3 separate regions of the Homo sapiens genome follow, and regions 2 and 3 are each linked to region 1. The links are chromatin contacts, found by Hi-C or POLR2A ChIA-PET in ENCODE. All regions are on one chromosome and are shown on one strand. Each heading gives the region's core, a stretch centred on a gene start or an enhancer-like site at or near the end of the contact. The rest is flanking DNA. Distances are from core to core; before and after follow the strand shown. Region 1 holds the start of N4BP3 (NEDD4 binding protein 3). Region 2 holds the start of GRK6 (G protein-coupled receptor kinase 6). Region 3 holds the start of NSD1 (nuclear receptor binding SET domain protein 1).

Region 1 (4,791 bases), core at 72-2,571:
CACCAGGCCTGGAATCCCTCCTGCTGCCCCCCAGGTCAGGAAGAAATAGAGGAAACCTGCCTCATGGGGACTCCGAGTCGCTATGCTAGCTCTAGAGGCGGTGGCAGAGGCAGGCTGGCCGCATTCATTCACAGTCTGGCACATGCACACCACACGCTGCCAGCCGGTAGAGAAGCCCTGCCTGGGAGGGCCCTGGGAGGAGGCTGATAACCGCGCCCAGGATGGCCTCCTGCGTCCGCTCCCTCCCGAGGACAGCCAGGCCCAATCTGTTCCTATGTGGTTGGGGTCGGGGGGTGGCCCAGTGGGAGGCAACGGGTCTCAGTTCTCTTTCTGGATACAGCCAGGGCCCTGATTTCGGCTTGTCCCCAGGCCAGCCCTCACTTGGGCCAAAGGCTGTGGCCGGGACTGGACCGGGTGCTCTGGCGGTCAAGACCTAGGAATGTCCCCTACCCGCAGACCCGCAGCTGCAGCCTGGTGGACCGGCAGGGGGTTGGGGGATAAAGGAGGTGTGGGAGGAAGCGAGAGATCTCATGGGGAAGTCAGAGGGGCAAACGAGGTTGCATCCCCACGGAATTTGTGTCAGGAAAGCAGGGGTGAAGGCGAGGGTTCCCCAAAGCTGCGGGAGGTCCCGGAGCTACCTGGGGGGCGGGGTGGGAGGCGCGTCTCCTCCTGGCCCCTCCCTGAGGCCTGCCGGGAGCGGCTGGGCCGGGGGGCGGAGGCCGAGGTCAGACGCCGGCGCCAAGGACGCCTGCCCCACCCAGCCGTGGCGCAGGGGTCCCGCGCGCTGCTCCCTGGAAAGCGCGTTTGCAGGGGTTGGGGAGAGCAAGGTAGCCTGCCGCCTGCCCCTCCAGCGGAGCATCGGGGTCGGTCCCCGATCCGGTGCCTCGGTGACCGGGAGCAGGGGACACCTGGGCGCACGCCGCACCTTGCCACCCCCGCCCATCTCTCAGACGGGAGCCTCGGCCAGCGGGACAGCAGCTTTGCCAAGGACGCCCGAAAACAAGACCTTGGCGACCCGCCCCACCCCTCCCCACCCCCCGAGTCCAGCCCGGGTCCCCAGCCCCTCGCGCGCCCCACTTACCATGGTGGCGACGCGCTCGCCGGCCCGCGGCTCCGCAGCCCTTGCGCGTCGCAGCTCCCCCGCGCGGATTTGAACCCTCCTGCAAGGCGTCGGCTCGGGCCGGGACTGCGTGCCGGGTCGGAGCGGCGGAGCGGCAGGCGCCGGGAAAACGCGGGCGGGCGCCGGCGCCGGAGCCGGATTGGCGAGGGAGGGACGCGCTCCGCGGCGCTCGATCGCCTGCCCCAAAGGCGGAGGGAAAACCCGGCCTGACTCACCGGCGCGCGGCAAGCCCACAGCCCGGCCCCGGCCCCCGGATGTGGGGGGCGGGGCCGCCTACCCGCGAGCCAACCTGGGCCCCGCCCGGCCCCGACCGCGCCCCCGGCCCTGACCCGCAGAGGCGCCGCACGGCGGTGGCGGGCGAAACCTGGACCGGCTGCGCCTCGCGTCGCTGCCTCCTTGAGCGCCCCGGCTCGTTCCCGAGGGGTGGGCAGCCCCGAGCGCGGCCCACGCCCCAGAGAGCGCACAGCGCCCCCGCTTCTCCTCCTCCGCCGTTCGCCTCGCCCGCCTCCTCTAAGGAAGAGGCGCGTGAGGTCCCTCACCTCCCTAATTGTAGCCGCCTCCTCTCCGGAAAACCTGATTTCCCCCCTTTGGGGATGAACCACAGTAGTACTTTGAGAAGTGAAAAGATTTTACCCCACGACTCTGGCTGAATTGGGCACAGAGTTATTTTCTTTTTGCCTCCAAAGTATTCTAGGGGCAGCAAAATCAGGTGCCTTCAGGGGCCAGAAAAATTACGCAAATGAGTCGTGAGCTTCCTACTAAGACAGTAGGAAGACATGGAAACAGACACAGACACGTAAAGGAGTCATATTCGAAAAATTAAAACACCGTTTCTAATTCAAAAGTTAAGCATAGAGTTACCATATGATCCGGCAATTATAGTCCTCAAACAAGTAATGTTCTTGGCAGTACTAGTCACAATAGTCAAAGAGCCAAAAGGTGGAAACAGCCCAAACTAACAATTGATGAGGGTGTAAGCAAACAATGGTAGATCCATTCAGTGGAATATTATTCAGCCATAAAAAAGAAATGAACGCCATGTGATGACTCATGTCTGAACTCTCCCAGCACTTTTGGAGGCCAGGAGTTCAGGAACAGCCTGGGCAACTCACAAAACTCCATCTCTATCTTAAAAAAAAAAAGACCTGATGTGGTGGCTCACCCCTGTAATCCTAGCATTTTGGGAGGCCGAGGCAGGCGGCTCACTTGAGGTCAGGAGTTTGAGACCAGCCTGGCCAACATGGCGAAATTCTATCTCTACCAAAAACACCAAACATTAGCCAGGCATGGTGGAGCGAGCCTGTAATCCCAGCTACTCGGGAGGCTAAGGTAGGAGAATTGCTTGAACCCAGGAGGCAGAGTTGCAATGAACGGAGATTGTGCCACTACACTCCAGCCTGGATGATGGCGTAAGCCTGTCTCAAAAAAAAAAAGAAAGAAAAGAAAAGAAAAAGAGGAATGAAACACTGATGATACCTGCTACAACATGGATAAACCTCCAAAACATGGCAAGTGAAAGAAACCAGACACAAAGCCCACATGTGTTAATGATGCCATTTATAATAAGTAAATCCAGACAAACAGAAAGCAGATTAGAGCCAGAGGCTGTGGGGAGAGAGAAAGGCAGAGTGATTGCCTAACAAGCATAGGGTTTCCTTCTGGGATGAGGAAAATGTTTTGGAGCCTGACAGAGGTGGTGGTTGCACAACGTTATGAATATACAAATGTCATTGAATTGTTTGCTTTAAAACGGCTAATTTTATGGTATGCACATTTTACCTCAATTAAAAAACATCTTGTCACTTGTGGAACAGATTTGGTCTACGGCCCACAAATTTGCAACCCCTTGTGTTCTATGCTGTTCTTACCAATTCTTGCTAGGACAGCATAGAACCTCTAGGAAGAACTTCTGGCCAGGCATGGCGGCTCACGCCTGTAATCCCAGCACTTTGGGAAGACGAGGTGGGCAAATCAATTAAGGCAAATGATTTGCCTGCCTCAGCCTCTCAGTGTGCTGGGAGTACAGGCGTGAGCCACCATGCCTGGCTGAAAGAACTTTTTTTTTGAGATGGAGTCTTGCTCTGTCGCCCAGGCTGGAGTGCAGTGGTGCGATCTCAGCTCGCTGCAAGCTCCGCTTCCCGGGTTCACGCCATTCTCCTGCCTCAGCATCCCAAATAGCTGGGACTACGGGTGCCCACCACCACACTCGGCTAATTTTTTGTATTTTTAGTGGAGATGGGGTTTCACCATGTTAGCCAGGATGATCTCGATCCCCTGACCTCGTGATCCACCCCCCCTTGGCCTCCCAAAGTGCTAGGATTACAGGCATAAGCCACTGCGCCCGGCAACTTTTTTTTTTTTTTGAGATGGAGTTTCACCCTTGTTGCCTAGGCTGAAGTGCAATGGCGTGATCTCAGCTCACTGCAACCTCCCCCTCCCAGGTTCAAGCGAGTCTTCTGTCTCAGCCTCCCGAGTAGCTGGTTGGCACAGGTGTGTGCCACCATGCCCGGCTAATTTTGTATTTTTAGTAGAGACGGGGTTGGTCAGGCTGGTCTTGAACTCCCGACCTCAGGTGATCCACCTGCCTCGGCCTCCCAAAGTGCTGGGATTACAGGCGTGAGCCACCACGCCCGGCCAGAATTTCTAATAGAACTGCCAGACTTCAGAATACTTGTCTAAGAAAACTCATTAATAGCTGCTGTGGGTCTCAGCCCTTGAGGAGCCAGTCTGGTAGGGTTACTCACTGGGACAGATAAAGTTTCAGAGCAAGAACCTGTTTGGCTGTTTGGGGGACCCAAGGAAAGGCCTCACTGGAGCAATGGTTTTTGAGATGGTCCTGGAAGCATTTCCACTGAGGAGTGTTCCCAGCAGAGCAGATAGCAGGGCTAGAGAAGGCAGGGCACGTTCAGCTTGCTAGCAAGGTCCAAGCCCTGGGTGGGAAAGGTTAGTGGTGGGAAGGGACGAAGGTGGCAACCGAGAGCAGACCCAGAGAAGCCTCTTGAAGTGGGCGCTGGGAGCCTCCGAAGCATTGAGAGAGAGGAGCTTGTGCACGCAGCTGGACGTGGGGCCTGTGAGGTGGCACAGGCAGGCAGGGAGGTCGGGTCCCCTGGGTCTCTAGGGAAAGAAATGGGGCCAAGGAGGACCTGGAAGCTGGAAGCTGCCGAGAAGGTGTTCATTCTGTCAACTGAGTGGGAGAGACAGTGATAGAGATGTTTATGAGAGGGTTTGAATGAAGGTTCTTATAAGAATCCACTTGCAAGAAATGGCATGAGGAAGAGAGAGAGAGGTCACAGCTAAGTTCTGATGAAAACTCAGATTCTGGGTTGGGTGCAGTGGCTCACGCCTGTAATGCCAACGCATTAGGAGGCCGAGGTGAGAGCATTGCTTAAGCCCAGGAGTTCCCTGGGCGACATAGCAAGACCCCATCTCTATAAAAAAATAAAAAATTAGCCAAGCCAGTGGTGCCTATAGTCCCAGCTACTCGAGAGGCTGAGGCAAAAGGATCCCTTGAGCCTAGGAATCAGAGGCTGCAGTGAGCTATGATCGAACACTGCACTCCAGCCTAGGTGACAGAGCAAGACCCTGTCTTTAAAAAAAAAAAGGCCGGGCACGGTGGCTCACACCTGTGATCCCAGCACTTTGGGAGGCCGAGGCAGGAGGATCACGAGGTC
Region 2 (4,104 bases), core at 14-2,513, 690 kb after region 1:
CTGTGTGACTGATGCTAATCCCTGGTTTGAGCCTCAGCTTCCCACATGTAAAATATGGTAGAAAGGTGAAGCAGATGACTTTTTAAGCCTGGAAGCCCAGCAAAGGGTGGAAAAACTGTCACAATCTCCCTCCTTGCCCTGGAGTTCCAAAAAGATGGGTCTTGTTTACTGCTGCTTCCCCAGCACCCTGGAAAAGGTGGGGCAGAGTGGGTGGTCAGTGATCATGTTACTGAGGTGGAGTGTGGCAGGTGGGGGCAGACTGACCACAAGGCAGTGAGGACCCGATCTGGTCCTTCTGTGTCTCCCAGGACCTGCACAGAGCAAGTGCCTGATAACATCTGGGGTGGGAGCCACGAGGAGCTACACACACACTCGGTCCACCAGACTGGTTTCCCCAGCCAGACCTCTGAGCTTACAATACTGACAGAGCAGCATGCTCTGCTCCCACTTCTTTCTGTGTCCGCTAGCCCCACTAGACCATGGGCTCCCTGAGGGCAAATATCCATTCACCTCTGCCCTCAGTGTCCTGAGGCACGGAGCAAGTGGCAGTCCTATAAGTAGCATTTGTGGCCAGGAGTTTCCCCAAGTCAGGTGGGCTGTGCTACGCAGAGGGTCCGTTTATTCATTCTCCAGCTTTACCTATCGCCAACTTTGCGCGGGATTAGGCTAGGGTGCTGGGGTCTGGGCCCCTGGCACGTGGGGCATCTTTACACCTCTCCCCTGGAGGAGGCTTGCCTCTCAGACAGGCTCTCCTGGGGCTCCGGTCCCACCCTTCCCTCTTCGTCTCACCTTCTTTCACTCCTTCACCCCCACCCGCCGCGAGGGCGGCGGCCTGACCCCCGCCCCTTCCTGGGCCCCGAATCCCGGGGGCAGGTGCGGAGGAGGAAGACGACGGGCCGGAAAGGCTCGTGTCTGGGCGGGGTGTAAGGCGCAGGGCCCGCGGGCCTAGGGGATCCGACGGCTGGGTAGCCCTGCGGAGCTCAGACGCAGCGCACTCGCGCTCCACGCACCCGGGCCCGGCCGCCCACCCGGCCGCCTCACCTTCCCGGGCCTTGAGTAGCACCGTGTTCGCTACGATGTTCTCGAGCTCCATGGGCTGTGGCGCCGCCTGGCCCGCCGGGCCGCGCCGCCGGCCGGGATCGCGCGCGAGTGCCGAGGCCGGATGGCGATCGGCGCGGCTCGGCGCGGCTCGGCTCGGCTCGCAGTGACCGCGCCGCGGCCTCCCCGGCCTCCCCGGCCGCCGCAGCCAGCCGCGCACTCTCCGCCCCCTCCCGGGGGCCACCCCGGCGCTGGCCCGCCCTGCCCCGCCCTCTGTTTACCTCATTTGACCAATCACCGGGCAGAAGCTCCCCGCGCCGTCTTCCCATTAGTCTTCCTCTTCATTTTTTCCCCCGCCCCCCCAGCTGGGGACTCGCTCAAAGAAGTACGGGGGCGGGACCAATCACGTCACCTCTTCCTGGTTGGTCTGAGGGCGGGGTTCAGCCCCTAGGTTCGAATTTCTAGGCTTTCGTAGGATACCAAACTGCCAATTAGGGCCGAGCCCTCAGCCGGGACAATGGAGGTGGGTACTCTGGGGCACGCCCAGGAGGCCGAATATGTGATTGGGTGAAGAAGACGTCCGTCATCTCAAGTACTGCATTTTGATTGGGTCGTCGCCTGAAGGTGTGGCCCGGCGGCCTTTGGCTCGCAGACGGCTTTTCTAGGGTTTTGTCGGGGACGCGCTCCGTATCCTGGGCCTCCTGCGGGCTGGCAGCGAGTTTGTTTGGTCCACTTGTGTGGCCGTATTCCCTTGGGTCGGCCCCAATCAGGAGGGCGCACATCGAAAGAGGGAGAGACAGGGAGGAGGCTGCGGCCTCGCAGCCGTTCCCCGACCTCTTGCCCGGTCGCCGCAGGCGCCCCGCCCAGCCCCCGCAGCCGGATGTTGTGATTTCTCTCCACCCACTCGGCCTCGCCTTCCCTCGGCCTCTGCCGCCTTATAAGGCAGCGCTACCACCCCTAGACCTCGGGATGAGTTCACACCCATTATACAGGTGGGGAGCTGAGGCGCCGGACGTCAAGTGGCTGGCTCCAGCCCGAAGACTACGGAGAAAACAAGGCTGAAATCTTACAGCTAATCAACACCTTGTAGCTTAACACCCCGCTTCCTCCACCCCCTACTTCACGCAGCAGGAAACAGGCTTGCCCAAACTCCGCGAGTAAGGCAGAGCCGGATCCATCTAGGCTTCTCTAGTTCCTATGCATTCATTCATCCGAAAATACAGAGCAACACCTCTGTGCCAGGCACCAAGCCAGGTGCTGGAGAACACAGTGATGGCAGCAAGATAGCCAGGCTCCCTGCTTACTTGCTAGAAGTGGAGGGAGCAAGTGAGGGCAGGGTGAGATAAAGGTAATTATTCTGTAAATAAACAAATAGATGGTTTCAGAGAGTGACAACTGCTCTTCGGACGTTAAGAGAGTGTGTGACACTCTCAGGGTGTGACATTTGAGCGGATCCAGTAGAAGCAACAGCAAACGCAGAGGCTCTAAGCCAGACTAAGTGGTGTGTTCAGGGAATAGGAGAAGGCGTCCGCAGCTTCTGGGCCCAGTGGTCTGAGATGAGACAGAAGGAGCAAAGGCACTAGCTAGGTCATGGAGGACTGTGAACACGTCCAGGAGGCTGAAGTGTTTTTGCTAAGTGAAATGTGAAACATTTGAAAGAATGATTTATATTTTAAAAATATCACTCTGGTGGATTCCTAGGGGGCCAAGAGTGGAAGCAGAGCAGTCAGGAGTTTACAGAATTCCAGTAAAGAGATGGTGGTGGCCTGGACCTACAAGGTGGCAATAGAGACGGAGAAAAGTGGATGGATCTAGGATCTAGGGAGTTAAGTACCTTAAAAGAGGGAAACCCTCCTGGCTAATGCGGTGAAACCCCGTCTCTACTAAAAATACAAAAAATTAGCCGGGCATGGTGGCGGGCACCTGTAGTCCCAGCTACTTGGGAGGCTGAGGCAGGAGAATGGTGTGAACCTGGGAGGTGGAGCTTGCAGTGGGCCGAGATCGTGCCAATACACTCCAGCCTGGGCAACAGAGTGAGACTCCGTCTCAAAAAAAAAAAAAAAAAAGGGAAACCCAGGGCCCAGTGGAACATAGGGCAGGTACCTCACTTAGTGAAGGCTGTTGTGTCCAAGTGAAATCTGAAGATTCAGTGAAAATGTGCAGGTTACTGGAGTAGGGAGGGAAAGAGCCTTCTGGACAGAGGGGTATCACATGTTCGAAGTTCCGTAGAGGAAGTCAGGAAGGGCTCCTGCGTTCAGCACCTAAGCATCCAGCTGGGGTTTAAAGGTACACAGTGGTACACAATGGGGTCGACATGGGGGCAAGAAATGAGGCTGAAGTCTCAGGAGGGGCCTGGATCAGGGAGGGCCTTGAGAGCCACCTAAGGAATTTTGGACTTCGTCTTGAAGGTGGTAGGGAGCTCTCACGGAGGTTTTGAGTAGGGTGATCAGATTTGCTTTCATAGAGAGCTCTGGGCTGCACTGTGAAGGATAAGCTGAGGGGAGGGGGCTGGCTTGTTGTTGTTTTAGTTCCCAACATCTGAAGCCCTTCCCGTTTGAGAAGAATCCTATGAGATGTGGAGGCAGACCCTGCCTTCAACTCAGGAAATCAAAGAAGGGAGGTAGAATTTTTTCTCCCAGGTCTCTGGTAGCTGGAGCACAATTCCAATGTTTCCAACCAGGTCTTTGAATCTAGAGCATGTGACCGGCACAAGACATCAGGGGGATCATTTAGAATTCACTGTGGAGGCCGTGGAGGTTGGGGGAGGCAAGGAAGGCAGTCAAGCTAGGCCCTTCCTGGGGGAGGGGGATTCAGCAAGCCCCCCAGGCTGCCCCATCCATTCCTCATCTGCTTAGTTACTCAGAATTGGCTTCCTTGTCTGCAAGCCAAGTATCCTAAGACAGGTGAGAGACCTTTTAGAAGGAACTTTTAGAGAGAGGAATGATGGTGCCCTATGCTGGGGCAGTGGCCAGGACATGCAGACAGGTGGACAGATGGAGACCTGGCATGTAGCTGGCATGAACAGGACATGGCAATAGATAAGAGGTGAAGAGGAGATGTCACTCA
Region 3 (4,139 bases), core at 1,389-3,888, 980 kb after region 1:
CAACAGGACTCCAAGTACTAAATTGGTTCACCTGCACTCATGGTGCTGGCAGGCCAAAACCCATCTTTTTTTTTTTTTTTTAATCATATATGTATACCTCCAACTTGAGAAATTAAACCTGAACTCAATCAAATGCCTTTAAAAGCATTAGCCTACTCTCAATGAAGAGTTATTTGGAAAAAGCTTAAAACAACCAAATTCATACAACAGAGATAAATTTAAAAATCAAAGTAAAATTTTGCCCAAAGCTTATGATTAGCAATAGGATTTCAGCTGTGAACTGATAAGCAACCAAAAACAAATTTGTTACAAGTTTCCCTTTAAGTGGCCTGTATATATACATATATGTATATATTTAAGTTGTACCAAAAACTGCTTACAAATGGCAATTCCTGTGAAGTAGATGATGATGAAGTTCCAGGTAATTCTAGCATGTTTCCTAATGTACTGGTACTGGAATCTGGATCATCCTGAAAAGATAAATTTATTGAGTTTAATTGCTCTTCTATTGTAATGTTTGTGTCTCCTAGTGAAAAGGGGGCTGGGAGAAGGGCTGCTTTTTCATTGCTGCCGTCCACTTCATTTCTTTGCTTATTTTTCTGTGTTTCAGTCTGAGGAGCTAATGGCAAGAATGGCGATTTGACTGCACCGTGTCTACTCTCTGGTGTGCTGTCTTGTTCACTTCCCATGGCCACTTTTACACCATTCTCTGATTTAGTCTCATAATTGCAGGTGGCATTGGTCTGAGTTTCCTCAAAGATCTCCTCTATACTCTCATCCTCTGTGACTGGCTGTTCTGGGTCCATTTCAGAATCTACATCTGCATCGTCCACACAAGTAAAATTCTCAAAGTGCAGAAAGCCATTCTTGATAGTCTTTGTTACTTTTACCTGGAGTTCAGGGGAGTTATTACAAGAGGGTTCCTGTTTCATAGCAAGTGCTGTAGGACCACCAGGACTCAAGGAAGTGCAAACAATTGGCGTCTGAGCTCTTGAATCACTTTTTTCAGGGTCTTGAAAGGATTCTGATCCATCAGCAGACCCATTTAAATACTCTACATTGATCATGGAGGCCAAATCCTGTAGTCTCCGCAGTGGAATGTAACAAGATGGAGAATCTTGTCCATAAGCATTTTGGGATGTTCCACTGACAGTCGATAACTGCATAGTACACCCATTAAGTGGCTCAGAAAAATTGGATTGACCATTACCGAAAGGGCTGTCCTTGTCTTCAGGGGCATCTAAATTCACTGGATTGGAAAAGGGCAGCAGACAATTTCTTCTGGGTAGTTCACAGGTCTGATCCATCCTGGGCCGGCATCAACCTGGAATCCAAAAGCACAGCAATTAATCTGAGTTAATAGGCCATCTGACTCGACTCTTTAAAATGGCAGCCACTTCAAGGCCTAGTGGCCTCTATGCCTTTCTGCTGCACTTCCATGGGCAGAAAAAGTTCCCCCGACTGGAGATGAAAAAATGGCCTCGATGAGCCTCTGAAAACTCCATTTTCCCGAAGCTGGGCCGATCCTGCTACATAGAAACAGCCCGTCTCTTTTTCCTCCTCTGTAGACTGGTGGACACTTGGGATGAACTAAAATTAAAACCCCTCTGCCCGTCAAAATTCCCAATTCTCAAACAGGACTAGTCCTCCCCCTCCCTCGCCAGGGGTCGAGCAGCTGGATCTCTCAAAAGCAAAAGGCTGCGGGGTCCGAGGGGGGCTCCTGGACCCTGCACAAAAAGGTACCCCCCCCTTCCTGGCTCGCTAGGGCGCAGCGGTCACAATAGCGCTGCACCCTGCGCCCAGCCAGCGCCGGAGCCTTTGCAGCGGCGGTGCGCAGGCCGCAGGCGAGCCGGCCGAGGCGGCTGCACCCCAGAGCTCGCCTTCCTGAATGCAGGCCTGCTGGATCCGCAGCTGCAGGGCGAAGAGGCCTGGACCCGGCAGAGGGAGAAACCGAGGCGGCCAGCGAAGCCCAGTCAGGGTAGCAGCAGCTGCTACAGCTCGAAAAACATGGCTGCTGCCGACGCCGCCGCCGCCTGCCCGGGCCGCGCTCCTTCCCGCAGCCGCGGCAGCACCTCCCAGCCGAGCCGATCGCTCTCATCAATATTCAGCAGCAAGCAAAGTTTGCTGCGGGAGGGCAGCCGGCCCCGCGCCCCGCAGCCTGCTACCTGAGGGGAGGCGGAGGCCGAGGTGTTCGCAGGCGGCCGGCGGGGCACGGGCCGCGCCGGGAGGAAGTTCGCGGCAGCCCGGCCAGCTAGGCCTGAGCCCGGCTGGTAGTGATGGAGGAGGGGGAGGGGGAGGAGGCCGGCGGCTGCAGCGCCGCCGGCCACCAACCCCGCATCGCGCCTGGCCCTCCCCCGAGCCCCTCACCTTACGGCCACCACCATCTTCCCCGCCCGGCCACCCTCCTCCCTCCCTTCTCCTCGCGCCTGCCCGCCGCCCACCCCAGCGCACTAGTTACCGTGCCCCGCGCCCCCTCCCGGGCCAGCTGGGGGGAGGGGGTGACCCTCATTACACTGGGGTGCGAGCGGAGCGGTGGGGAGAGAGCGGGGCCGCTCGCCGCACCCCCCTCCCCCCGCGTCTCTCTTCAGGGGAGAAGGCAGCGAGCGCGACCTGCCCCGGCCTATTCCGCCGCCGCCTCCTCCTCCTCACACCCCCACCGCGCGCGCCCCCGCGGCCGCGCGTGCGACCGAGCGCCTCGCGCCGGCCCGCGTGCGGCTGGGCCCCGAGTGCGCGCGCACCCCTTCCCCCACCGAGCGCGCGCGTTCCCTTCTCTCACTCTTCGGGGTTCAGGGCGGGTGAAGTCGGGCTTGTGAGAGCGCCGCCCAATCAGCGGAGCTGCCGCTGCCGCCCCCTCCCCTCCCCCTGCGCGCCCGCTCGCGGCCGGGGCCTACGGGCCGGCCCGGCTGCCCGGGCGGGGCCTGAGGCGGGCTCCCCAGGGGCCTCGCGCGCCTCCTTGGAGTGTCGGGGCCTGCGGGCGTCGTGGGTGGCATTCCGATCCCCTCACCTACCTCGGGGCACGGCGCTGGCCTCGGGCCGCACACGGCTCCCGCACCCTACGCGTCTCGAACCCCAACCCAGGCGGCACCTGGCGCGGCTGAGGCCTGTCCGATCGTCCCGCCAGCCCTGCTCGGGCCCGCGTCAGTCCCGGCCTCCATCTTAGGTTACAGCCCAGGCTCCCCATCCACTGGGCACCTGCCCTCAGCCCGCTGGGTTCGGCCCGAGGCCAAGGCAACCCCCCTCCTGCCGCAGGGCTCACCTGGGGGCTTGGGCTGGGGTCTTCGAGGCCTCAGGCCCCGAGCAGACGCGGCCGCAGGCGAACCCCCTACCCGGCCGCACCCCAAACCCACACCACCACCACCACCACCACCACAGACCAAGCTGAGCAGGAAACAAAATGGAGGCAGCAGCTCGGGTCTGCCTCCCTGAGCCAAGCCTGTGCAGCCCCAGGGCTCCCTCCTGTCTCAGGCTCGACGCCCGCGAGGCAGAGGCTGGATCGTCCCGGGTGCCGCGGGCAGCCGCCCTACAGCAGCGCAGACGGGCCGGGGACTCGGCCCTGCGGTGCCCACAGCCCCTCACCCACCACCCCTTCCCTTCCCCCTCCCCCCATCCCTCTCCCTCCCCTTGCCGGGCCGTGCGGGGTGAGCGGCTCTGGGGAGCCGGGTCGGGTTACCCGCCCCGGCACTGCTCGCCCGGCCGTGGCCTCCGCGGGGGAACGAAGCCAGGCGACCCCAGCGCTGAGCCCACCCCCGGCACCGAGCCGGGCTGCAGCCTGACAGCGCGTCCGCACCTCGGCCTGCAGCCGTGCGGCCCCCGCCCAGGGAGGCCGAGTCCCCAGCCCGGGCCCAGCCGGGACGAAGCTCCCTCACCACCCCCGAGCCCAGGGGTCCTCGCAGCCTCGGGCGGGGCGAGGGGAACGCCGGGGGAGGGGGTCCTCTAGTCCCTGCACCGCCTCCCGCGCCTAGTCAAGGTCTGGGCCTGGCACGGGGGCTCGGGCAGCGGGCGCCGGCCGGCGTGGGTATGTGCGTGCGCGCCGGGCTGGGGGCCGGGACGGGACGGGCCGCGCCTCGCACCGCGGACGCTGCAGTTCTCGGCACCCAGGCAGATGGCCCTCTCGTGCCACCGCCGCCCAGAGCGGGCCG

The links. A loop is a pair of places that touch in the nucleus more often than their neighbours do. ChIA-PET counts read pairs that join two places held with the same protein, here RNA polymerase II (POLR2A). Pooled maps may share reads with other maps.
Region 2: a pooled map shows a loop between it and region 1 (4-fold over the local background). The contact joins the promoter of GRK6 here to the promoter of N4BP3 in region 1. A Hi-C loop is called at or near these places in 3 of 37 single-sample maps with no recorded cell type and 4 of 50 pooled maps. POLR2A ChIA-PET finds 5 or more read pairs at or near these places in 4 of 52 experiments (GM12878, H1, WTC11 and 1 more).
Region 3: a loop to region 1 is called in a map with no recorded cell type, with 4 times the contacts of the local background. The contact joins the promoter of NSD1 here to the promoter of N4BP3 in region 1. A Hi-C loop is called at or near these places in 1 of 37 single-sample maps with no recorded cell type and 3 of 50 pooled maps. POLR2A ChIA-PET finds 5 or more read pairs at or near these places in 3 of 52 experiments (GM12878, OCI-LY7 and endothelial cell of umbilical vein).

Annotation. Positions count from the first base shown.
Region 1 is chr5:178,110,062-178,114,852 of GRCh38, reverse strand. N4BP3 (NEDD4 binding protein 3) reads right to left here and starts at 1,321. Exons shown (of 5, transcript NM_015111.2): 1 at 1,082-1,321. RefSeq lists enhancers at 92-151, 1-193 and silencers at 232-281, 632-951, 1,032-1,581.
Region 2 is chr5:177,423,835-177,427,938 of GRCh38, reverse strand. GRK6 (G protein-coupled receptor kinase 6) reads right to left here and starts at 1,263. Exons shown (of 16, transcript NM_001004106.3): 1 at 1,042-1,263. The coding sequence starts at 1,093. RefSeq lists a silencer at 690-1,339 and enhancers at 1,050-1,589, 2,010-2,179.
Region 3 is chr5:177,132,272-177,136,410 of GRCh38, reverse strand. NSD1 (nuclear receptor binding SET domain protein 1) reads right to left here and starts at 2,638. Exons shown (of 23, transcript NM_022455.5): 1 at 2,459-2,638; 2 at 381-1,324. The coding sequence starts at 1,307. RefSeq lists enhancers at 1,436-1,989, 1,990-2,541, 2,542-3,095, 3,309-3,603, 3,096-3,647 and silencers at 2,003-2,302, 2,363-2,522, 2,603-3,272.